Regions from separate parts of the Homo sapiens genome. Here region 1 is linked to region 2. A link is a contact called in ENCODE Hi-C or POLR2A ChIA-PET data. All regions are on one chromosome and are shown on one strand. The core of a region is the stretch at or near the end of the contact, and the rest is flanking DNA. Distances in the headings are between cores, read along the strand shown.

What was found. A loop is a pair of places that touch in the nucleus more often than their neighbours do. ChIA-PET counts read pairs that join two places held with the same protein, here RNA polymerase II (POLR2A). Pooled maps may share reads with other maps.
Region 1: a loop to region 2 is called in a map of ascending aorta, with 2.2 times the contacts of the local background. The contact joins the enhancer-like site here to the promoter of SNHG18 in region 2. A Hi-C loop is called at or near these places in 1 of 168 maps with a recorded cell type or tissue (ascending aorta) and 1 of 50 pooled maps. POLR2A ChIA-PET finds 5 or more read pairs at or near these places in 1 of 52 experiments (PC-9).

What each region holds. Positions count from the first base shown.
Region 1 is chr5:9,012,415-9,018,459 of GRCh38, forward strand. No RefSeq gene overlaps it. Among named protein-coding and RNA genes, the nearest start is that of MIR4636, 38 kb to the right of the region's middle. RefSeq lists an enhancer at 1,205-2,404. Within about 2 kb of position 1,642, at least 3 of the 41 ENCODE cell types and tissues checked have a DNase peak (open chromatin) inside an H3K27ac peak, as active enhancers do; they include ascending aorta, where a contact is called at or near this core.
Region 2 is chr5:9,541,199-9,547,645 of GRCh38, forward strand. It overlaps SNHG18 (small nucleolar RNA host gene 18), which reads left to right and starts at 5,002. Exons shown (of 3, transcript NR_045196.2): 1 at 5,002-5,332. SEMA5A (semaphorin 5A) reads right to left here and starts at 4,877. Exons shown (of 23, transcript NM_003966.3): 1 at 4,386-4,877. RefSeq lists a silencer at 4,811-5,000.

The DNA.
Region 1 (6,045 bases), core at 392-2,891, 530 kb before region 2:
GGAGTTGCCATGTACTCCTGTACTCCACAGAACAGAGCAACCAAGGATCTAAATGGAGAATCAGTCTTCACAATGGCACTTCTGTTATGGATAATCATAACTTGCTTGTGTTTTACGGAACCCTTAATCAATCCCCAAAATAGACTTCTGACCAACCTGACTCTCCATTTCCCTGCTATGGAAACATATCTGTTCTGGTATTTACTCAGTTTGAAATCACATTTCCTTTATTCAAATGCTATGGGATTTAAAAGAATGTTCAACATCCCAATTGCCACAAGGAGTTTTAATAAAGTATCATATATTTAAAGGTTATTTACATCATTTTTCAGATTTTATAAAAGCAATAATAACAATGACTTATATTTGTTGAGCACTTGCTAGGCAGTCAAGCATTTTTCTTAGTGTCATATGGATTAACTCAATAATCATCAAGATAAACCTGTAATCTAAGATGTTCTTATTATCCCCATTTTACACATGAGAAACTGAGTCATAGTAAATGCAAACAGCCCCCAGATCACCCAAACAGTAATGGACAGAGACACTAGCAAAACTCAGCCCACACCTCCTCTCTGCCATAGGATGTCCAGGTCCTTTGAAAGGGAATCATCCACAGCTGCCTTAGTCAACACTGGCATCCAATTATCCAGCCTGAACCTTGCACCTAGGAGTACAGAGATGGAGTATCCTCAGATTAAAGTCTCAGGAGCATCAGGAGTTCTCATTCCCACATGGTCATGTGGTTTTCTAAAATGTGATCAATTAAATGATTTTAGCTGCAGTTAAAACTTTCTCCAACTTTCTTTATATCACATATTCCCTGGAGGTAGGTGATGTTGGAATGGCTATGGGCATCTCTGGGAGGTTCTAAGGGGAAACTGAGATTGGGATAGATTTAGTTTAGGTTTAGAGAAATGCATGCATGTGGCTTGCAGACACTGCCACGTGCAGTAAAGTTTCTGTGGGCCATCTTGCAGTAGCACGGGAGTCCTCAACGTCCATGTGTCATGTCATTAATGTGCTGATGTGAAGAGGCAAGATCAGAGGCGCTGTCCTCCAGAGCATGGCCCCTGAAGTACGTGAACGGTAAAGCTAGTCTGTGGAGTTAATTATCCTAATCTCTTAGCTCATACATGAATGAAAGTTGATAGGAGTGTTCCAAAATTTGACAAAAATACCAAATATTTACATGTGATTATACATAACAAGCTGTAATTGATACAAATAAAAAACACACATTTACATCTGATTATACATAACAAGCTGTAATTGATATAAATAAATCAACCTTAATTAACAATTATTTTCTATTCAGGCAATAAAAAAAGGCTATCATATGATAGAAAAGTCAAAGTATACACAAATAAGAAACATAATAAAGACATGTCTGGCAGTTAACACAAATATTGTTATTCCTTGAAATTATTAGATATATAGTTTCTATCAGATTTTTTAAAGTGAAGTTTGTTGTGATTTCTTTTCCAAAACTAAAATCCACATTTCTACTGGACTTTTTTAGTGTTCATTTTATATTTCTTTTCTTTCAAAAGGCTGTCTGAATTAAGCTTCAGATACTTTAAAAATGACCTATCCCTATGAGTATGGGCTAAAAAATGTATGTGTCAGAAGTTGAGTCAAAATGACTAGAAGTTCATGAAAAATGTTGCTCTAAATTCAGAATCAGGCCTGCCTTAGTCAGTCCAGACTGCTATAACAAAATACCATAGACTTCTTTGGGAGGCTGAGGCTGGCAGATCACAAGGTCATGAGTTAGAGACCATCCTGGCCAACATGGTGAAACCCTGTCTCTACTAAAAATACAAAAATTAGCTGGGCGTAGTGGCATGTGCATGTAATCCCAGCTACGTGGGAGGCTGAGGCAGGAGAATCACCTGGATCAGGGAGTCAGAGGTTGCAGTGAGCTGAGATCGTGCCATTGCATTCCAGCCTGGTGACAGAGCGAGACTGCATCTCAAAAAAAAAACACAAAGAATAAAAACAACAACAACAAAAACATAGATTTAACAAAATACCATGACTTAAACAGCACTTAATTCTCACAGTTCTGGAGAGTGGGAAGTCCAAAATGAAGCGCCTGGCAGATGGTGTCTGGTGAGAGCTCATTTCCTGCCTTGTGGAGGGCCATCCTCTCACCGTGTCCTCCCATGATGGAGAGCAGAGAGAGCTCCTGGAGCATCTTCTATAAGGGCTGCACCATCCTGACCTAATCACCTTCCAGGTCTCACCTCTTAATACTATAACCTTGGGGGTAAAATTCAACACGTGAATTTGTGGGAGACATAAGCACCCAGTCCATAACTGAGCCTCTCCAGCTGGCACACTTACTTGTGAGTGTGTATTCCCCGGGCCCACTGGGCAAATGTGAGCAGCTCATAGATTCAGAATGGAGCCCCTCAAGCTGCTGTCCTTACCTGTGCAAGTGTGCACACCTGGTGAGCCCTTCTCTCTGTCCCTTGCCCACTGAGCAAATATCTCCCGAGCACCTTCTAGGTATAGGGCTCTCAGCAGGCCCAAGGAAGGGCAATCAAAGAAAGACAGAGGCTGTCCTTGCCTCCTCAGGCTTAGGGTATAAAGGACAGGACTTTCATCACAGGATCACACAGAGAAATACTGATAGCCTCAAGGATTGCTGGGAAGGAAAGGTGCCCAGGGCGCTGTAGCGGAGCCCCTTTCTTTTTGGCAACTTTCTCTTCTCTTGAGGAACTTTCTCTTCTCTTGAGGAAGTTACTTAATTACCAGAGCGCAGACTGATTCTCCACCTATCTGTCTTTCAGGCTCTCTCTACCGCTGTGTCTCTACCTGTGTCTCTCTCTCTGTTTTATTCTCTCCATTCCCCTCTCCTTCCCTTTTTCTCTCCCTCAGGCTGACATTTTAAAGGACTTCAGATGACTTTAAACACTTTAGGGAACAGGTGTTCAGACTGTGATAGGAAAGTTTTGATTTAGCCTTAAGCAGCCTTGACTTTGCTGTGTGACTTTACAGATGTCACCAAGTGATCTTCATTCTTACAGAGGACAGTCACGCCTTACTTCGCAACCCACATGGGCTATTACAAGGATTCCATTCCTTAAGAGATAACGTGTGCTTTAAAAGATTTAAATCTATCTATCTATCAATCAATCATTATATATTATAGTTAGTACTATCAAGGGCATGTGGAAATTTTAAAAATTTTTCTCTTCAAAAAATTTAAAAAGAAAATAATAAGCTAAATGTTTTAGAGAAAATGAATACATACCACAAGAGTGTGGGAGAAAACATTTCAGAATATGTGATCTTAATTATCTTAAACCATTAAAATGTGAAACATTCCAAAGACCTAACCCCATCTCAAAGAGCAAACTGTTCAGGAAATTACTGTCAGCTCCAGCGTGACCCCATCACTCTGCCCCGGGCTTCCTGTGGTGGCATAACTCTAACCACATTCTGTTATGTTTAATTCTTAGGGTCTCATTTTTTCTAATTATATTGAGAATTTTCTGAGAGCAGGGAATTGAATCCTTTTCCTATTTGCATTATCACTGTAACTCATGAATTTTAAAATGTTTATGGATTTGAACTGACTGTCTGCCACTCCTTGGTACACCCCTAGTTAGAAGCAGTGAGCTTTCCAGCATCTTTTTCCCATATAGCCATTATATTCGTCCTCTGGGGCTGCTGTAACAAAATACCACAGACTGGATGGTTTAACAATAGACATGTTTTCACAATTCTGGATGTTGGAAGTCCACAATCTAGATGCCAGCAAGTTAAGTTTCTTGCGAGGGGACTCTTACTGGCCTGAAAAATGCCACCTTCTCTCTCTGTCCTCTTGTCATCTTTCCTCAGCACAGGGAGAGACAGGGAGGGGCATGAATGAGTGAAAAAGCACAAACAAGCTCTCTTGTGTCTCTTCTTATAAGGAAATTAATCCTATTGGTTCAGGGTTCTACCCTGATGTTCTAATTTGACCTCAGTTTATTCCTCTGAGGTCCCATCTCTGAATACAGCCACACTAGGGATTAGGGCTTTCACATATATATGTGGAGGGTGGGAGCACAAATTTCCAGCCCATAACAGCTAAGCTGGCCAAACCAGATGTAAGATTATATTTTCAGTTCACATCGAGACTTGCCTGTGTGCCTCCATTTGTACTGCTCCAGGCACTTGGATGACACAAGTTGGTTTACAAATTTTCCCAGATTTATTCAGGTCAAAATGCCACCACTCAGAGGCAGAGCCAGACAAAAACCTTATAATTGCTGAGGGCTGGTCTTGCACCAAGCATTTGGCCTTTTTTTTTTTTTTCTGTATTATTCTTTCCTTAAGACAACTTCAGTTCCTCTCCCTGTCTGTAACCACAGATTCACATTTCCCAGGTGTTGCCCTATGCTGTCCCCAGTGAGGTCCAGAGCTTCTCCTGGGAGGTTGAACAGATGGATAATGCCCGGCCTGGCCCCAGCTTAGAGGATGCCTCTCAAGAGCATCAATGCATGCATCATTATTTTGCAGTCATTCATCTGTTCCCCAGATTAGAGCTGGGTTTCAGGGAACCTTTTAGTTATTTCCCTTGGTCTTCTCTGGCATAAACACCACTGTGCTCTCAGCAGATTTGGCCACCCTAAAATCTGTCACTTCTGCCTGGTCATTAGAGAAGGAATTGATACAATCAGTCTTCCTTAACCAGTAGCTCTAACTGCTAACCTTTATACTCTAGGAGCTGGTTGTTGACTAGAACAATGCTTCCCTCTCGTAGACCTTTGTAAAATAAATAGCTGTTCTTGCCTACCACTCTATCTATGGGTCGCATCTTTTGTCTCTTGTGAGGGAGTTAACAAAAACCTTTCAAATCTAGAAAATATTGCATGTCTAAATAAATCATGTCTCCTGAGCTTTCTTTAGTGACTACTGTGTCAATTTCAAAAGTTCAGTGATATATTAATATTATAAAAGTCAGCACTTACAATTTTTCTATTTGTATTAAATCTCTATTGGCTAAAGATTTACTTGATATTCTTTCTTTCTTAGTTTCTTCTTGTTTCTCCTGACTTGTTGTTGTTGTTGTTGTTGTTGTTGTTGTTGAGAGGGAGTCTCACTGTCTCCCAGGCTGGAGTGCAGTGTCTTGATCTTGGCTCACTGCAAGCTCCTCCTCCTGGGTTCACGCCATTCTCCTGCCGAAGCCTCCTGAATAGCTGGGACTACAGGCGCCCGCCACCATGCCCAGCTAATTTTTTGTATTTTTAGTAGAGACGGGGTTTCACCAGGATGGTCTCCATCTCCTGACCTTGTGATCCGCCTGCCTCAGCCTCCCAAAGTGCTGGAATTACAGGCATAAGCCACAGCGCCTGGCCTCCTCCTGACGTTTTTGAGATCAAGAGAAACCATATCCACTGGATTCACACTCTTTGGACTGTACTTTTTTTTTTTTGAGATGAAATCTTGCTCTTGTCTCCTAGGCTGGAGTGCGATGGTGCAATCAGCTCACAGCAACATGTGCCTCCCGGGTTCAAGCAATTCTCTTGCCTCAGCCTCCCGAGTAGCTGAGATTACAGGCACCTGCCACCACGCCTGGCTAATTTTTGTATTTTTTTTAGTAGAGACGGTGTTTCACCCTGTTGGCCAGGCTGGTCTTGAACTCCTGACTTCAGGTGATCCGCCTGCCTTGGCCTCCTTAAGTGCTGGGATTACAGGTGTGAGCCACTGCACCCAGCCTGTCTTTTTTATTAAGCATTGCATTTCTCACTGATTTTGCAGTTCTTGAACAAAAATCAGTGAGTGACATCTTTGGATGCCCTTCAACAGGATCTGTAGAACAATTACCAGGAATTCCATGTTTGGCCTTAGTGTTTATTAATAAAATAATGTCTGTACTCTAAATGGACATCTGGTCACCCTAGCACATTGATCTGGACATTTTGCAGACCTGCTCTTGAGCCTGATTTTGTCTACAATGATGAGAAACTGTCCTGGGGCCAAATTAAAGAAATCCCATTGATTTTCTTACCCAAGGACATGAAGTTCACAATTCATTAAAATACTAAG
Region 2 (6,447 bases), core at 3,752-6,251:
TTCACCCACAGAGTTGGCTTCTGATAGAATCACTCTACTGGTTATTTATCATACATATCTGTAATTGAATTACCTATTGCAGTAGTGTAATTTACTCTCAATTGTACATAAAAATGTAACATAAAATAACATTTTTCCAGTGTATACTTCCTCATTATTCTACATGAACCCTAGTTTAGCCAATTCTACAGAAATACAGTGACAAATAATGAGTGAAAGATGGGAAGATAAAAGATTAGTGGGCTCATGACCTTTCAATAATAAAAGAATTTCATCCTCTAAAAAAATTATTCTCTTTTAAAATAGTTTTTTTTCCCCAAGTGTTAATCAGGAAACCAATTCTAGGAAACCAATAAGGAAAAAAAGAGTTTAAAAACAGAATGATTTTCTTTTTTCCAAATGCAGCAATACTATGTCACTACATTTTAAAATGTAGGAAAGGGAAATAAAGTGTGCTTGTCTTTGCTCTTGTCAAACAACCATTAATCTTGGACCAAAAAAGAAGAAAGAAGATGACAACAGCAATTCCTTTGGGAAATTTTTCTGTTTTCTTGATCCACTGTTGTGTCACTCCTACTTTAAATTTCATGCACAAGGTGAAATATGACTTGTCTTTGAAGTTGCCTGGCTTCAAAATACTCTGTGAAATGGACAGCCTGGTTTCCTTAGCTATACAACCTTTTAGATGGCAAAGACTGTCAATACTAGTATGTTGAAATAAATTACCTATTATCCAATACCTTCTCTTGGGTCAAGTTTTCATTTGTTTTGTTCTATTTTGCTTCAATTTTGAATCGAAGCAAGTTTTGAGCAGGTTCATTTATATTGAAAAGTTTATGTATATTCTAGCTTACTTTAATTTTGCTTTTTCTTCTTTTCTCCCTATCAGAAATTGATTTTGTATATCTGGATAACCAATTCTTAAAAAATTCATCTGAAAAATATGCTATATATTTACCAAGCGTACCCATATCTGTTTCTCCAAAGTGCTTCCCAGCAGCCACATCTCACCTGCTGAATTTATCCCCAAGTTGCTCCCAATCTATACAGGAATTGGAAACAGGAGATTGCCCCCTATCATTTCTGCAGGGTAGCAGAGTGATAAAAACCTAATTTTCAACCAAACTTCTGCATCTCAATTTTAAAAGGTTGCTGAGAACATATGTGAAATTATCTATGTTGTCAACTGTACTCAAGACAACTGAAAGTACTTATAGACGCTCATTTTATGATTCAAGAAAACAGTTAACTTTCTTGGTATAAATTTGCAAGTAGATGCAGGTGAGCAGAAATGTACAATGCTTCACTTTAGACACTTTGTACTTAGTTGTAACTCAATTTGTTAGACACCATAATTTACATTTTAAACATTATTTAACACATAAAAACTTGTCACCTTGGTATAATTATACCCCAAGCAATTTGTCTGGGTAACTATAGCAACAATTGCAGAAACATTTTTAAATACAAAATTGGTATAATTTTAGAATCAAGAATTATGGAGGATTTATTGCAGGATGTACGGCTGCTGTACTCAAATAGTTGTACATATACTACTATAAAAATGGATTCCTTGACTGGGATATGTTATAAACTCATTTGTTCTATCTTGCACACCATCTGCTTTGTAGCTCAAACCTCTTCCTTGGGATGAGTTTTTGATATTAGTTAACTCTAGGGTTCATGATCACTTGTCTACATAATGCAATGCCTTTATACTCTTGGCTGGACATTTAGTAAAGGTTTTCTGCTCCTCCTCCACATCTTCCTGTATCAAAAGCAAAGGCTCAATTTCAATGACTTTATGACCAAAAATAAAATCACTTGAAACTCTTAAAACTAATCACCAAGTTAAGTAAAACTGTGTCACGATTCAGATAGGCAGCTCTCTCTAACATCAGGAGCATCTGACATTGTCCCCAAAGAGCTGGCATCTGTTATTTTGGGCCACTAGCACACGGTACAGAGAAAGGCTTGTTGGTTGTAACATTTGTCCTTCAGCAAGAGGCTAACATGACTCTGGAACTAAATTTCTTACTGCAAATCCATGGACGGGGCTTCAGAAGGCCCATGACTCTAAAATTTATGCAGAAGTTTGTATAAATGTGCTTGTATTTATTTCGGTCTCGTGGTCAATAAGTTTTAACAGCCTCTGAGCTGTAAGTTTCTACGTTTCATTCTCCCAAGACACGTGATGAAATCATTTTAAAGGGAAACGGCAGTGAAGAACGCAGGTTTATTTTTACCAAATTCTGAACGTCTCAAAAATTTCCTCTGGACAGAGACAAGCTTTACCACCCAGGAGGCCAAAGCTTTACTCGCAGCAGGGATCTCGCAGCTGTTTGACATTATAACAACCAAATGAGTTAGTGCAATTCACAAAAGACATAAAATGATTAGCATCATCTGTCTTCTCCCTGTTAATAAAAGTACATATTGGCTAAAAGCACATAGAAATAGATGTCAGTTTGTCAACCCCACACTTCAATGAGTATACAGATGCTTAGTGTGACTGCATGGAGCAACGTGGATGAGCAAGCTTCTATCTCCAAAGTTTTTACAAGAAAGAAACTCAAGGGAAAAAACATCTGTGTTTCAAGTGAACCAAACAATTACACTTAGGGCTGTATTTTTCATGAAAAAAAAAAAAAAACATAGAAAAAGAAATCTTTTGGAGGGGAAAAAAAAATCCATGTTTCTTTTGGTGTAAATACAGGCACAGACAAGAAAATTATTTCAGTTATACATAACTTAATGGTATTATCTGCTTGAACTGAAGTTGTGTAAAGTGGTCATGATAAACATTACACTCTCTAAAATAATGAAACTGGCATTAATTAGCAACAAATTCAGCAATCCTAATTAGGTATTGAAAAATCTTTCTTATTAAAGCCTGGTTTTGTGTTTCTGTCTCCTTATGAACAGACTACCTCTATAATTAATAACATATCTGCTGATTCCAAACTCAGCCATTATGACAGAGCTCTTCTCGGTAAGCTAGACGTAAAACTTGTCTTTCTTCAAAACAAACCAGAACAATCATTTGTGACTCCTGATGTGTTAACTAAAGTACCCCTAAAAAGCAGAACGGTATTAAACAAAGCTCACGTTATCTTCCCTCAATTTCGATTTCTTTCTGAGTAAATGTAACAGTCACAAGGAAGGCAGATGCCCAGACAAGGAAGACTTTACAGCGATCTTTTTCTCTGGAAGAGACCTTTCTAGTTAGAGCATTTATGTCTGGCCACCACCTTTCCTGTCCCCTCTCCTAGCAAGGCTGACAGCTCTCTATAGCCACCAGATCAGCTCCCCCAACCCCCGGCCCCCAAAATGAAATTATTGCAAGATCTGCCTGGTTCTGCTGTTTGTTGCCTGGGACTCCCGCCCACTCGCCCAGGACCCAGCAACTGCCTGTGGCGCCTCGTCCTCCGAGCGCTCGCTCGCAGCGCCCCCTGCCGGGAATCCCGAGGACGCCGCAGGCGCAGGAAAGTTAAATCCCAACTCCGGCCGCGGCATCCTGGTACAAAGCAAGCAAAGGGCGAGGAGGTGAACGCGCTTCCCGCCAAAGCCAGGGGAACAGGGATGTGACCGCTCCAAGCCAGGCACCGGCCGCCGCGGGGAGCGAGCCGGGGGAATCACTCCTCCACGACCGTTCCCACGCACATCTTGGGAGAAACCATTCCCTCTGGAGCCCGATCTGCCCGAAACCCTGGGGTCTGAAACCCTGAGCCGCGGTGTGCAAAATCCGTGGAGCAGCGGAGGGATGCCTGGTGAAAGGGGCTCGCCTAGCTGCAGCGCACCTGGCTGGTGGTTCCCCAGGCCTCTGCATCCCCCGCCTTAGTGTCTTTCATTAACCAAGGCGCTTGGCGGAGTTGAGCCCAAGTCCCATTGCCTCCCGGTTCCCCTGTAAGGAAAGCAGGAAAACCTGCCCAAGCCGGTGGGGCTGCGAGGTGGCCGCTCCCGAACCGCCAAGTCCCGACCTCCGTGTCCCCTGCCCCCGGCTCGCGGCAGTGCGAGCCTGGAGGCGCGCCGGGGGCGGGCACAGACCAGTGTGCGCACCTTTCCGGGTGTTGGGCAGGGGTCCCGTCTCGCCCACCGCGACACTCCGGCTCCTTACCTCTCCATGCTCAGACCTCGGCACAGGCGGGTACACAAACTTCCAGCCCGTGCACTAGCTCAACTGTGGGCGCCCCCGGACTGACGGTCGTCCTAATCCTGTACGCGCAACCCCCGCCCAGGTGCCTGCTGATGGATCCCACCCGAGATCGGCACCACCCACCAGCCGACCGCTGCAGTCCCCGGGTCCCGGCCAGCGGCGCGGCGCGGCGCGGCGCGGTCAGGGGCTCCTGCCAAGGCCACGCAGGAATCGGGCGGGGGTCGCTCACCAGGTGCGAGGAGCGCTGGTGCCAGTCATCCAGCGCCTGGGGGCCAGAGCGGCTCCGAGGATCCTCTTCAGCACCTGGCTAGGGAAGTGGAGGCAGCAGCTGCAGCCGCCCCCTGCCACTTCCCCAGAGCCGCCCCCTACTCGCTGAGTTCCAGAATGGGGGCACCGGCTTGGGGGCCACGAGCACGGTCCCCGAGCGCGCGGCCAACCGGTGGGTGGGCAGGTTCGCGCCCAGCAGAGACGACCCTCGAGGTGGCAAAGTTGGGTGTCCAAGCCAGCTCCGCGGGGCAGTCCTGGGTGGGAGAAGGGAGCGTCCCGGGATGAGCGACACTGGCCGGGCCGCCCCTGCACGGGGAAGGTGGAGGGCCGGGGCTGCAGCGGGCCAAGGGCCGCGGCTGGCCTGAGGCTGCGAAGCCCACCCGCGGCGGGAAAGCAGCGCTCGGGAGCGGGCTCAGGGAGAGCAGCCGCCACCGGCGCCGCCTTCCCGGCAAGTAGATCGGCGCGGGGCGAGCGGGCGCGGAGAGCGCGGGGCGGAGAGCGCTGGGCGGGGAGCGGGGGACAGCCTGGGCCCACCCCCGCCCCGCCCCGCCCCTGCCCCGCCCCCGCCGCCGCGCCGCCTCCTCCTCCTCCTCCTCCCCGCCGGGGTGAAACTCGAGCGCCCCACCCGCGCCTGACCTCCCCGAGCCCCTCCCCGGGCCCCGCCCCTTCCCGGTACAGGACCCCCACCTTCGCTCCTGGGAGCCCCGCTGCACCCCAGGAGTTCCATTCCAGCCTCCCCAGTGCGAGTGCGGCCGAGCGCTGACTTTTGGGGGCTCCCTCCCCCGTCTCACTGGGTCCCTCTGCGGCTCCCCCGCCCGCTGTCCCGGTTCAGACGTGGCTGCACCCCGGAGGGGGGCGCCGGCCGAGACCTGAGACGTGGCGCTCCCTCTCTGCCGGCCTCGGCTTCAGGTACGTGCGGTTCCCTCGGCTAAATCTGGCCCGGGGGATGGGGGGCAGGGGCCGTCTGGTCCTCCGGAACTCGAACTTTGTGATTTTGTTCTTTCTGTGTGACATCCTCATCCGTTCTGAGGGAGAAACTCCTTAAAGAAGACGAGAGAGTCAGTCGTTGCGGGTTCTTGGAGGAGCACTTTGGGGGTGAGACTCCCGGCTAGTTCGGGTCGATTTCAGCGGGATTAAGTCAAGGAAATGAACAAATCTGACGAATCAGGGAGGCCAGAGAAGGCGTCCCCAGGTAGCCACGCTGAGCGTTAAGAGAGAAGTCCCGTATGGTCAAAGTCATTCGTCCAATTCTGTGTCAATTATTCCTTGTTGCACTTTTGCAGGATCCTTGGGCCTTACTAAGTACTCAGGTGAAAAGTTGATAATTGGGAAGCAAGTAAAGTACCTTTGAAGACGTGTATAATTGGACACTTTGTTGCAGTTCTTCAGTTTCTGGAGGAGGCGGTGGGGGGGGAGAGGGAGGGGGTCAGCCTCGCGAAAAGAGCAAATGGTAAAGTTATAGGAGTATAAGGCATAAAACTTGGGTTGGGAGTCCTGACTGGCCTTGAGTGGCCCTTTCCCACTGGATGGGGGTGCGGGACAGTATCTCTGGGCCCTTTTTACTCAGTCTGCGCCTCAGAGGGAGGCTTGAAGGTCCCCTGCATGAGGAAATGTGTGAATTGCCCCCTCCTGACCGCAGTGAGGTAGGGACCCCCGCAAGGACCCACGTTCACACCAGCGCCCTTCCAGCCAGTGGTGGGGTATGGATGGGCCTCGCTGGTCCTGGGCATGGTCCGGTGCGTCCATAAGGGTTCCATTGAGCTCATCCATAAAACAAAGAAGCTATTGCAGGCTGCAGGGTGTCATAGCTCGCACAGTAGCCATGCAGACCTAAGAGGACAATGGAAATACAAATTGCTATCGATGTGTCTTTATTTTCTAGAACTTTTTTTTAAAATAAAAGAATTAAGTGAAAGCAATTCCGAAGGTTTCTATGAAAGCCCAGCCCATCCCCAAATGCCCAGTCTCTGGCACGGGTGATCTGGCTGTCTTGGGTACTCAGGCCTTACTGGGATTTCCTTTAA